Linked DNA regions of Mus musculus: region 1 is linked to region 2. A link is a contact called in ENCODE Hi-C data. All regions are on one chromosome and are shown on one strand. Each heading gives the region's core, a stretch centred on a gene start or an enhancer-like site at or near the end of the contact. The rest is flanking DNA. Distances are from core to core; before and after follow the strand shown.

Evidence for each region. A loop is a pair of places that touch in the nucleus more often than their neighbours do.
Region 1: a loop to region 2 is called in a map of left cerebral cortex, with 2.6 times the contacts of the local background. The contact joins the enhancer-like site here to the promoter of Cntnap5a in region 2. A Hi-C loop is called at or near these places in 1 of 37 maps with a recorded cell type or tissue (left cerebral cortex).

Annotation. Positions count from the first base shown.
Region 1 is chr1:115,943,127-115,948,148 of GRCm38, forward strand. The region is part of intron 3 of Cntnap5a (contactin associated protein-like 5A); the gene reads left to right. Among named protein-coding and RNA genes, the nearest start is that of Cntnap5a, 260 kb to the left of the region's middle. Within about 2 kb of position 2,356, at least 1 of the 3 ENCODE cell types and tissues checked has a DNase peak (open chromatin) inside an H3K27ac peak, as active enhancers do; it is left cerebral cortex, where a contact is called at or near this core.
Region 2 is chr1:115,682,523-115,687,617 of GRCm38, forward strand. Cntnap5a (contactin associated protein-like 5A) reads left to right here and starts at 2,215. Exons shown (of 24, transcript NM_001371013.1): 1 at 2,215-2,696. The coding sequence starts at 2,615. It overlaps LOC108167704 (a long non-coding RNA gene), which reads right to left and starts at 2,424. Exons shown (of 5, transcript XR_001779333.2): 1 at 2,053-2,424; 2 at 876-1,055.

The DNA.
Region 1 (5,022 bases), core at 1,106-3,605, 260 kb after region 2:
GGTCGGGAGCCTGGGACTTGTCTTCTGCTCCAATAGCCCTATCTGGATTACACAGAAATAAAGGGCATTCACATTTACATTTGTAGCATGAGAATTACAGACAATATTGTTTTCTTTCTATGAGGTTTCAGGTCAGTGCCACAATGAGACAAACAACCAAACAAACAATCAAACAAAGTATGTGCCTGTGTGTCCAGCTTTCTTGTCCCTCCCACCACACATTTGACTTCCCACTCTTGGCCTCAATCAGGCTCCAAACACTCCTAGCTGTTACTAGGAACAAGCTAGTTAATCTCTCCTGTAAGAATCAGGGTTTCCTAAAGGAACAGGACTGAGAGAATTGACAACAGCTACCAGATGGATTCCTTGTTGCCATAAGCTAATGAACAAAAGACTTGAAGGCAGAATAGCAAAGTATAGTCAAACAAAGTTAACTGGCAATTCAATATAGCATTGGTAGAGCTGGGGAGCCTACCAACTTTGATAGGTGTTTTGTTTTGTTTTGTTTTGTTTTTTTTAAATTTGGATATAAGATGACCTACCTCATGACTCTCCACTTCCTATCTTTGTTGATCTTAGTGTCTCTGTACCACTTCTACAGCACAGATTATGTCTCTGTGTCTGTAGACAGTCATGGATTAACTGACCTTTTGATTGGCTGGAGTAAGAATGGGGTTCTCACCTTCCTCTATTCTTTGTGATATATCAGTCACAGAGACAGCCACAGAATGTGAAGAGAAATACTCCATGCTTCAGAGATATGGACATTAAAGGCTATTAGCCAAAAAAGCTACAAAGAAATGGTAAATCACTGACTATTGCTGGGGCACAAAACCTTAAACTGAGATTATTATATCCAATCTGGGGGGGGGGGGCATAGCCACCAAAGGAACAGGTGTTGCAAGAAGGCTTATTAGATTGGTTTCAATTTTAGCAGTTGGGTAGTCCAAGAAAAACTGTTCCACAGTGGAAAGACTAAGAACCAGCTAAGTGCTTAGTCCCCAGGGCTAGATATCTCAGAAGTCGCCTGACATCTGGTGTTGAAAGCCTGGGACTCTGGGAGAAGTTAAATTTCACCTTCTATTGAAGAAAAAAAGAGTTATGCAACCCTTATAATGATTTATATATGGCACTGTGATGCATAAAATCTCATTTTCTTTAGTGCATTTGTCAAGAGCTTTCTAGGCATATACCTCCTGTAAGACAAGTTGTTGTCCTTTCGACACCTTAGCAGAAGAGGAGAATTCTCACTGAAACTTTCTCTTGACAGATGTTGGCCCTGTCATCTTTGACTGATGTTCTGTTCTTCTTCCTTCAACTCCTGCACTGTGAAGTTTATATCCTCTTTTACCCTATTGCATATTAATGTCTGAGTCTTCATGGCCAGATGAAATCAATCCATAAAACTCAGACTCACCAGTCAATTAGGATGCATTTGGCGAGCTTGGCTTTTTCTTTATTTTGATCTCCCACATAGGCTGAAGAGTTTGCATCTTGTTCTGTTTTATAAGAAAACACCTCCCCTTCATAGACTAGAAACTGCATGCACTTTTGCTGGCTTACGCATTGTATGGATGTATTAAACAGAGCATATAGATTCAAGGTTTTATTTTTTTGTTGTTGTTGTTGTTTTTTTTAACATGCTGTGAAAGCTTTAAAATTATTTATTGTCCTCATTATCATTAGGAACTGTGCATTATCTGATCTCTCTCCCTTTCTCTCTCTCTTCAGTGTTTTATGATAAAACTCTATTTTAAGATTCATAATTTTAAAGCATCATCTGCTTCTGCATGGAAAATGCATGCAGCATGGGGAAGAGTGGGGGTTGACTAATGCCTACTTGCCATCTGTATTAGTTAAGGCTCTCCAGAGCATCAGCACAAGAAGAGTGATTACCTAAGACACAGAGAGTTCATTGGATTGCTATACCTCATACCAGCTGTGTAGTTTAACAATGGCCATCTGCAGGATGGAAAAGTTGAAAACCAAGTATCTGTTCAGTCTGCAAGACTGGATGCAAGCCAGTGGTCCCTACTGGAAAGCTGCAGAAGATAGACTCTTATGTTAGTGGAGCAGGGCAGTAGGCTCAGCAGCCTAACGTAGATGTGCTTCGATGTAAGCAATGAAACCACAGAGGTAGAAGTTGTAGCTCTTTCCTGGGCCTCTTACATTTTGGTTTCCATAACGTTGCTGCATACTGTGGAAAAAGGTATTGCCTCCTCAGATGGTCCTTCCAGGAAGTACCTTCATGGATCACCCAGAGGCATGTATCTTAGCTGATAGCTTAGATGAGCTACCATATTATCCCAGAAATACTTTTGGATAGGGCCAAAACTGAGTCTTCAACAAAGTGGTTACTCCACAAAGCTTTGGGACTGACTAGAATTTATTGTATGGACATGTTAATGGCCAAAACACTGAAATTCTCACACTTGGGGCCATGGTCATTAATACTCACTCTAAAGGTAAATGTCCTTGTAGACAGGAAACCCAGTAAAGAATCTCCTGTGACCAACAACCCCATGAGTGGTGGCAGAATTATTAAAGCTGCCAGGGTTCTGTGGGATATAACCCTTCTGCTCGTATGCCATTTAATTTTGAGGTATAAATGTCCACATTGCAAAAGATGATCAGTTATGTCACTCTTTAGGGGCTCAGCTTCTATTTCTGTTCTCATTTATCATTTTGAATTAAATTAGGGAATGAATTATGTTATAATAATAAATAAATAAAAGTTATAGCTTTTTTCTAGGGCAAAGATTTGCATTGTTTATACAGCATGAGTATCCAGGGAGGAATATATATTTTTCTAATATGCAGCTGTGGATAAATATAAAATGTCCCGTATATAAGATTATGTTCACAGCTTGGGAGAATTTTCAGGAAAATGTTCCCGGCAAGCAACCTATTTTTGAGAAGCAAAAGTAGAAAGCCTATGTGAAGTGGGAAAAATAATATAACCCTGTTTTTTCACACTTTAAAATATGCAGCTTGAATAGATGACTCACACTTGAAGCGAGAGCTCTCTCTTGAGGGTTATGGGCTAGTCTGAGTGGAGGGAAAGGTATGCAGCATGGATGAGAAGTTGCCATCTCTGTGAAGATCAGGCTAATCAGCTCATCACAGCAGGGTTCTGGCAATGTGAAACACATTTAGCAGTGTAAAGTCCTAAGCACTCATGCAGGACTTGGGACGTAACTACCACACAGACCTAAGTTCTCTGTCTTTACACCATTATATACTGGCAAAGACAGGGACATGATGGGGCTTTGTAGTCATCCATACTGGTTTTGCTTTGAAACAGTCAAGAAAATGACTCTTATTTCGAAGAACATAAAGCTACATGCATAGGCTCAGGAGGTAAAAGTGTATGTGACACAGCCATGTGTTCAAATCACAGCACTTATAAAATTTTGATATGGCCACACACAGAGCTTTAATGAGTAGAGACAAGAAGATGTCTGGTTCTTGCTTAGTGGCATACTAGTCCCAAGTTTAATGAGGGATTCTGTCTTAATGAAATAAGATGTAGAATAATAGAGAAGGACATTTGACATCATCCTCTTGCCTCCACACACACATCTGCAGTAGGGACACCCACACATACTTTACTACACATAAATGTGTATTTGTGTGATTACACATCCATATAGTTATGTGTAAGTGATTGGAATTGTTATTTTTATTTTCATAGATCTATATAATATGTTTAAACAATATTTATACCCCTGTTATCTTTTTGTTTTCTTCCCCCTTCTGCTGATCTCCTTTCATGTCCCAAATGGTCACACTAAGCCTTTTCATGTTCTTTCTTTTGAGAGATTGTCTAATGATTTTCATCAAGATTGCTTACAGGAGCCTAGATTGGGGGTTATTACAGGAGCATGGAAAATGCACCAGTGGCTATTTCACTGAAGAAAATATCTTTTTCTCCCCTCCAACTTTTAACTGCCTATAGATCCTAAGAGGATATGGGGCAGGATGAGCTCTTCCTCTGGGAAAGAATGTTGAAGGCCTGATCTTCCACTGATCTTGTGCAGGTAATCACAGCTGCCATGAATTGCAAAATGTAATGGCCATGCCATCCCTAGATGTTGATATCACACATACTTACCATCTTCCTTGGCTTAGGGAGTATCCTGGAAGAGGTGGACAGAATTATTAGCATTACTAACCTCAAGTGTTGTGAGAGGTTTTATTACTATTAATTGTTATTATCTTTTCTAGCATCTGAGACTCACAGTAAGTAGAAAGTTTGTACACTTTTTGACTGACCTTTCGTAATGCTACTGATATGGACACTAAATAAATGTGAGAGATAACTAGCTATCAGTGTGTCCCTGTGAGTTTATTATGTTGGCACATTGGAGTATGTGTGTATATGTCAGTGTGAGGTTCATGTCAGTGTAAGGATTTATGTACTTTTGTGTGTGCATGCTTATGAATATGTACGTTACAAGTCCACTCAGGTACCTGTCCATTCACCTTATTTAATGAGTCTTTACCATGAACTCATGAAGGAGACAGATCAGTGAGCCTAAGAAATATGGCTATCTGAACTTTCTTGGAAGTGTGATTCAACTTTTAACCATCAACTTTTAATTAAAAAACAAAAATGGACCTGAGGATCAAACTCAGGTCCTCATGTTTATGTGGGAAGCACTTTTCTGACTGAGCTATTGCCCAGCCCCAAAATTATCTGTATTATTTTCATTTTACAGATATGATTTTAAAGATGTGTTTGGCAAGAATATTCTGCCAATGCACAGGGAAGACACATTCTCCCATCAATAGTGGAGCTTGTAAATTGTCACAATTGGATTGGAGGACAACAGGAATGGACTTGAAAGACATTGTATTATGAGAAATAAGTTAAACAGAGAAAGACAAATAGTGTATCATCTCTGCCTATAAAAGGCAATATAGGCCTTCTGTACATGTAAAGTATAATGGTGCTTAGCAGAGGCTGGGGAGAATTGAGGTGGGAAGATATTTTATGCATCAATGGCTATAAAACTGTAC
Region 2 (5,095 bases), core at 965-3,464:
CATAAATGGTAATAAAATTCATAAAAACTCGTGTATGGGATTAATAAATAAAAATAAATATTTTTTTACAGTAATGAACTGGTACAAATTTTTTAAAGTAAAAACTTCAAATGGTTTTGAATTATGTAATATTTTATTCCTTTAAAAACAACCCAAGTAGAGACTGGACAGAAAGTTCAGTGGTTAAGAGCACTTACTGCTCTGATAAAAGGTAGGAGTTTATTTCCCATACCAGGAAACTCATAACTGTTGGTAACTCCAGCTCCAGGTGATCTGACAACCTTTTATGGCCTTGGTGAGTACAAGTACATACCTGCAGGCATATATACATATATATATTTAAAATTTTAATAATTGTAAGAAATAGAAAAATCTAAATATTGCATATACTTAAACATACAAAGTGAATAAAGGTCATGCACATGTGTGTGTGTGTGTGTGTGTGTGTGTGTGTGTGTATGTATGTATATGTGAGGCCTTTCAAGTGTGATCAAGCTAGCCAGAAGAGGAGCATTCAACCTGCAACTCTCAAAGATCAGGAACTGGGATGGCAGCAGCTCTGTGCCTATCTTTAGAAAGGTTTTAAAGGAAAACTACCTAAAGCAAAGAGACTTAGAGTCCCTTTACCAATTCCTTCCTATAACTTCCTCTGAACAGGAGAGAAAAGGGTGTGCTCCACAGCATTGATATATTGGGTGTCAAAGTTCCTGTATATGGTTAATGCTTCAATAACTTTTGTTGAATTTTCTGTGAACCAAAAATTTGCTGACATAATTGTTTCCAGTTAAAATATACATAGAAGGCTGTTTGCTTACAGCTTATAGGGCTTTCATCATTCTTTCTTTAGTATAATAATGGTCAGTTATTCCAATTACCATTGAACTGTCATTCAGTATTTCAGTGATAGTAGCTGAAGCTCCCAGACGACAAGGTTAAAGGTCAGGATTTGTGCAAAGGCTGCTTGAAACTCATCTCAGTGTCCAGTTGCAATAGAGCCAGAAGCTGAGACCAAAGGCTGTCAGGAATCTGTGGTTTAAAATAAATCCATGTGCTCACTAATGAGAGAGAGAGAGAGAGAGAGAGAGAGAGAGAGAGAGAGAGAGAGAGAGAGAGAGAGAGAGAGAGATATCAACTTTCTCTGATGTAGAGTCTATAGACTCTAACTTGCTTGTAAATTTCACAGAAAAGACATCACTACTGGCTCCTTGTTTTGTTAACATTTGACAGGTTTCTGGCAGCTTCAAGTAAACACAAAATAAGTTGATCTATAGAAAAGCAAGTGAGTTCCAGATGTATGCTAGAAGCTACAGAATCAAGATCTCTAATGGAAAGCCCCGAGGAAGCAATCACAACCTCTTTTCTGTTTTAGATCTAAAGCTTTTAAGAGCCAACCATGGGCTCACACCCACTTGTCTCTACTCATCCTCCAGCTCCTACATTTTAAAATTTGTTTTCAAACATTTCTCTCTTATTCCAAGGTACCACCTTATCTCATTTGGAATCCACAGCACCAATCACCTTGCAGTACTTATGGAATAACTGTGCCAACAGCAATCAAGGAGAGAAATAGATGTAGAAGGTCGGAAAATCTGGGAGCTCTCATATTCCTAAATGGCTCAACCAGGAATCCCAATTAGAAAATCCTGCAGGTCAATCATCCAACCCTGCAAGGGAAATTGAACACACAATTCATGCTTTCTTTGACTCTCCCTTATGAAGTAAAGAAAGAGGCATTAGGCATCAGGTTAGGTCATTACCAAGTTTTCTATGAGAAAAATCCTAGGAGGAACTATGGCTTTTGTCTTTCAACACCTTTAGGCATTCTTTGAAAACCTGATTTAAATGCCTGTAATTGGGTAGGAGGTGAAAGAGAAGGGGTATTTAGGGATGCTGGGATGCTCGGAATGCAAGGATAGAAAAGACGGGGAGAGAGAGGGAGAGAGGGAGAGAGGGAGAGAGAGGGAGAGAGAGAGAGAGAGAGAGAGAGAGAGAGAGAGAGAGAGAGAGAGAGAGAGAGAGAGAGAGAGAGAGAGAGTCTTTTCCTTTGCTTACCAGCAAGTAGGTAAAGCATGCCACAGCAGAGCCTCTGCTAGGGACATCCTAGCGACCAAGGATCCGCCCAGGCCACTTTTATGGACCAGTGTGTGGCTGGCTCAGCCGGGGGCGGTGCTGCGCACAAGGCGCCTATAAGGAGCTGTCCGCTTCCCTGGTGCTGAATCCAGCTCTCATTTCCGAACGAGGTGCTTTCGGCTATTGGTAAAGCAGGTCTCAAAGAGCTGCCCTGGAGCTTGAACCTTACAAAAGAGAATCCGGAAGACGACGAGGCACGCGAGGAAGGCAAGCACAGAAAGGGACAGTTGCAGGAACTATAAACCTCGATCGCAGCTCACAGCTCGCATCTCAGAGGAAGCCCTGCTGCAGTTTTTTTTTTTTGGTAGAGCTTCTGAGGATCAGGATGGAGTGAAGGAGAAGAGGGGCTCAAGGGGGTGGGAGGGGGTCAGGCTGTGCAGAGGAGAGGGAACAGTGCAATAAAGAAAAAGGAAAAGAAAGAAAAGCCAAGGCTCGTGCCTGCGAATTTGGGATTCTATTGGAAGAGATCGCTCACTCGGGGGAAATGGATTCTGTACCAAGACTGAACAGCGTTTTGACTTTGGTGCTCTCAGGCTTGTGGCATTTAGGATTAACAGCGACAAACTGTGAGTACTTGGAGCTGGGGGCGGGAAGGTGAGGTGGGATAGGGTGCTCCTGAGAATAACTATCCACTGTCTGACTCTATATGCTCTGGGTAAAAGAAAAGAGCAGGGTGAAAACCCTAACTAGTGTGGTTCGACTATTGCAAGCACCCCAAAAGTTAGCAGAGCTCTAATGAGCTTGCTCTGCTAGATTGTCTGCCCTATTTTTTAAATCATAAACTTCCCTTAACTTCCTGCTGTATTCATGGTTCTTAATCTCAGCCAGGAATTCACGGGCCAGGAACAAGCCTCTAGGGGCAGAGACACTCAGGAGCCTGAGCAAGGTGATAACAGCGGACTGCAGCTCCCACCGATTTGCAATGTGCCCTTCGGAACACTTCTACCCTAACTTCCATCCTTAGCACCAAGCTCTCTACTGCTGTAGGCATTTTCTAACCAATGAGTACTCATATAAAGGGTTTGGGAGTTTGGGTCTAAGAATTGTAGCCCAAATGTAATTGCCCCAGGAAATCAATGGCTGCTCAATCACAGGAGGGAGTGCTTTAAAAAATGCACACCCCACCCTCAAAATCCTTGTGCCCAGGAAGGAATGAGTATGTATTATGTTATCCACATTTCCACCTTAGCAAGCATAGAACACTGAATTTAATAGGCAGGAATGTTTGACTCCCAGAAATCTGCCACCTGCACTATTTATTTAAAGAATCAAGTTTGTCAAACTTGAATAATTCACTAAAGCTGTGAGAGGTTCAAGCTCAATTGCTCAGCTGCTTCTCTAAGCAGAGGAAGAGAAGTTTTTCCTTCCCTGGGAACTCCTAAATGAGAAAGTATGCAATTAAGCCATCTGTGTTGTTTGCAAGGATGGCTTACTACCGTCCCTCAAGTTTCTGGGTTTTTTCTCTCATCTTCTATTCCTAAAATGAACCTCAGATTAGATCAACTAATATTATACAGATAAGATCAACTTTATTTTACTTTTGTAAGTTGTGGTATCAGTATCAATTTAAAAAATAAAAGGTGAACTGACTTACTACAGAAGACCCCTCTGCCCTATTCCTAAATCCTTACATTATCTTGTCCCAGAACTTGTGTTCTAGAGGAAACACAAGTGGATAGATATTCAAAGTACAGTCAGTGTTTCTGTGATCCAAAGATTAGAAATATCGCAATCCATAGTTGTAATATTTTCTTAAAGTTTATGTTATAAAGGAAGGCCAAAGTGACTATCCTCTACATCAGGTTGAGATAAGCTAGTAAATTATTTTAGAGGATATATTGAGGCAAGTTTAAGTCAGGTAAATTGATTTTTCTCAACTGGCTTTTCCCCCTTCTCTTTGGTTCCCGTTATCTCTTTTCCCCTTCTCCTTGAAAGTCTTCCCATGGTTCACAGAAGACAGACCAAGAGCTTTAGTTAGGAAATGACCTTTGTTACTGAGGTAGTTTCTCTACCTTCTGGAACACTAGAGGTCAGTATTTTCCAATTGATTCAAAGGTGTGGCTCTGAACTATGCTTTCTCCTTAGCACGTTCCATTATCTGAAAAGAATGAATACTCTGAGGATCCAAAAGTTGGGAATTAGAGAGACTGATTAAATGAGTAGACTGTACAGCACAAGTGCATAACTTGAGGTTCTTGAAAATTCCTTCTTGGAGCCATATATTCTGTAAACTAATTTAACTGTGGTCAATATATTTTGATAATGTACATAATACTAAATGACATGTGTTTAAGACTTCAGCCTATCACAACCACAGCAGTTACAAAGCCAGCTCTGGGCATTTAAAAAGTGATGATAATGAACTTGAGAATTCCTAGGTGACTCTTGCATACCCCACTTCTAAGCAACATGGCCATTTAGGGAGTGCTGCTAGATAAGTATTCTAAAGACAGTTTTCTTAAGAAATAGCACTGAGTGTTTATTGTACTATAAAAAATGTATATATTCAGTAAGCAGTAGGCTTACAGCAGGCACTGATTCTGAAATCAATGCATATTAATGTTCTTCAGAGCCTATAAGTAGTTGATCCTCAAGCAATCATGGGTATCTTTCAGTTTCTCTAGGCTGCTGTGTACAATTTTTATTCATCAAGTGTAGTATTGGATTTGCTATGGATGTACAGTTGGCTTCCATTCATATACATACTTTGATGAGTTACAAATTTCCTTTCCAAAAGTTTCCTTTTAATTTGGCTTGTGAGAATTGTTGTTTAAGATTATTTCCCAAACATTTTAAGGAGTTTCTCATGTCATTAGTAATGTCAGCCTTGAAGAAATAGTGTGTGTCCAGGTTCTTCCATTATGGACAGATAGTTAAAGGTGCTAATTTATAGGTGTGGGGTTTCTTATAAAATAACTTTTTATTCTCTGTCCTCTTTTGTAATGACTTTCTGTTACTGTTATTG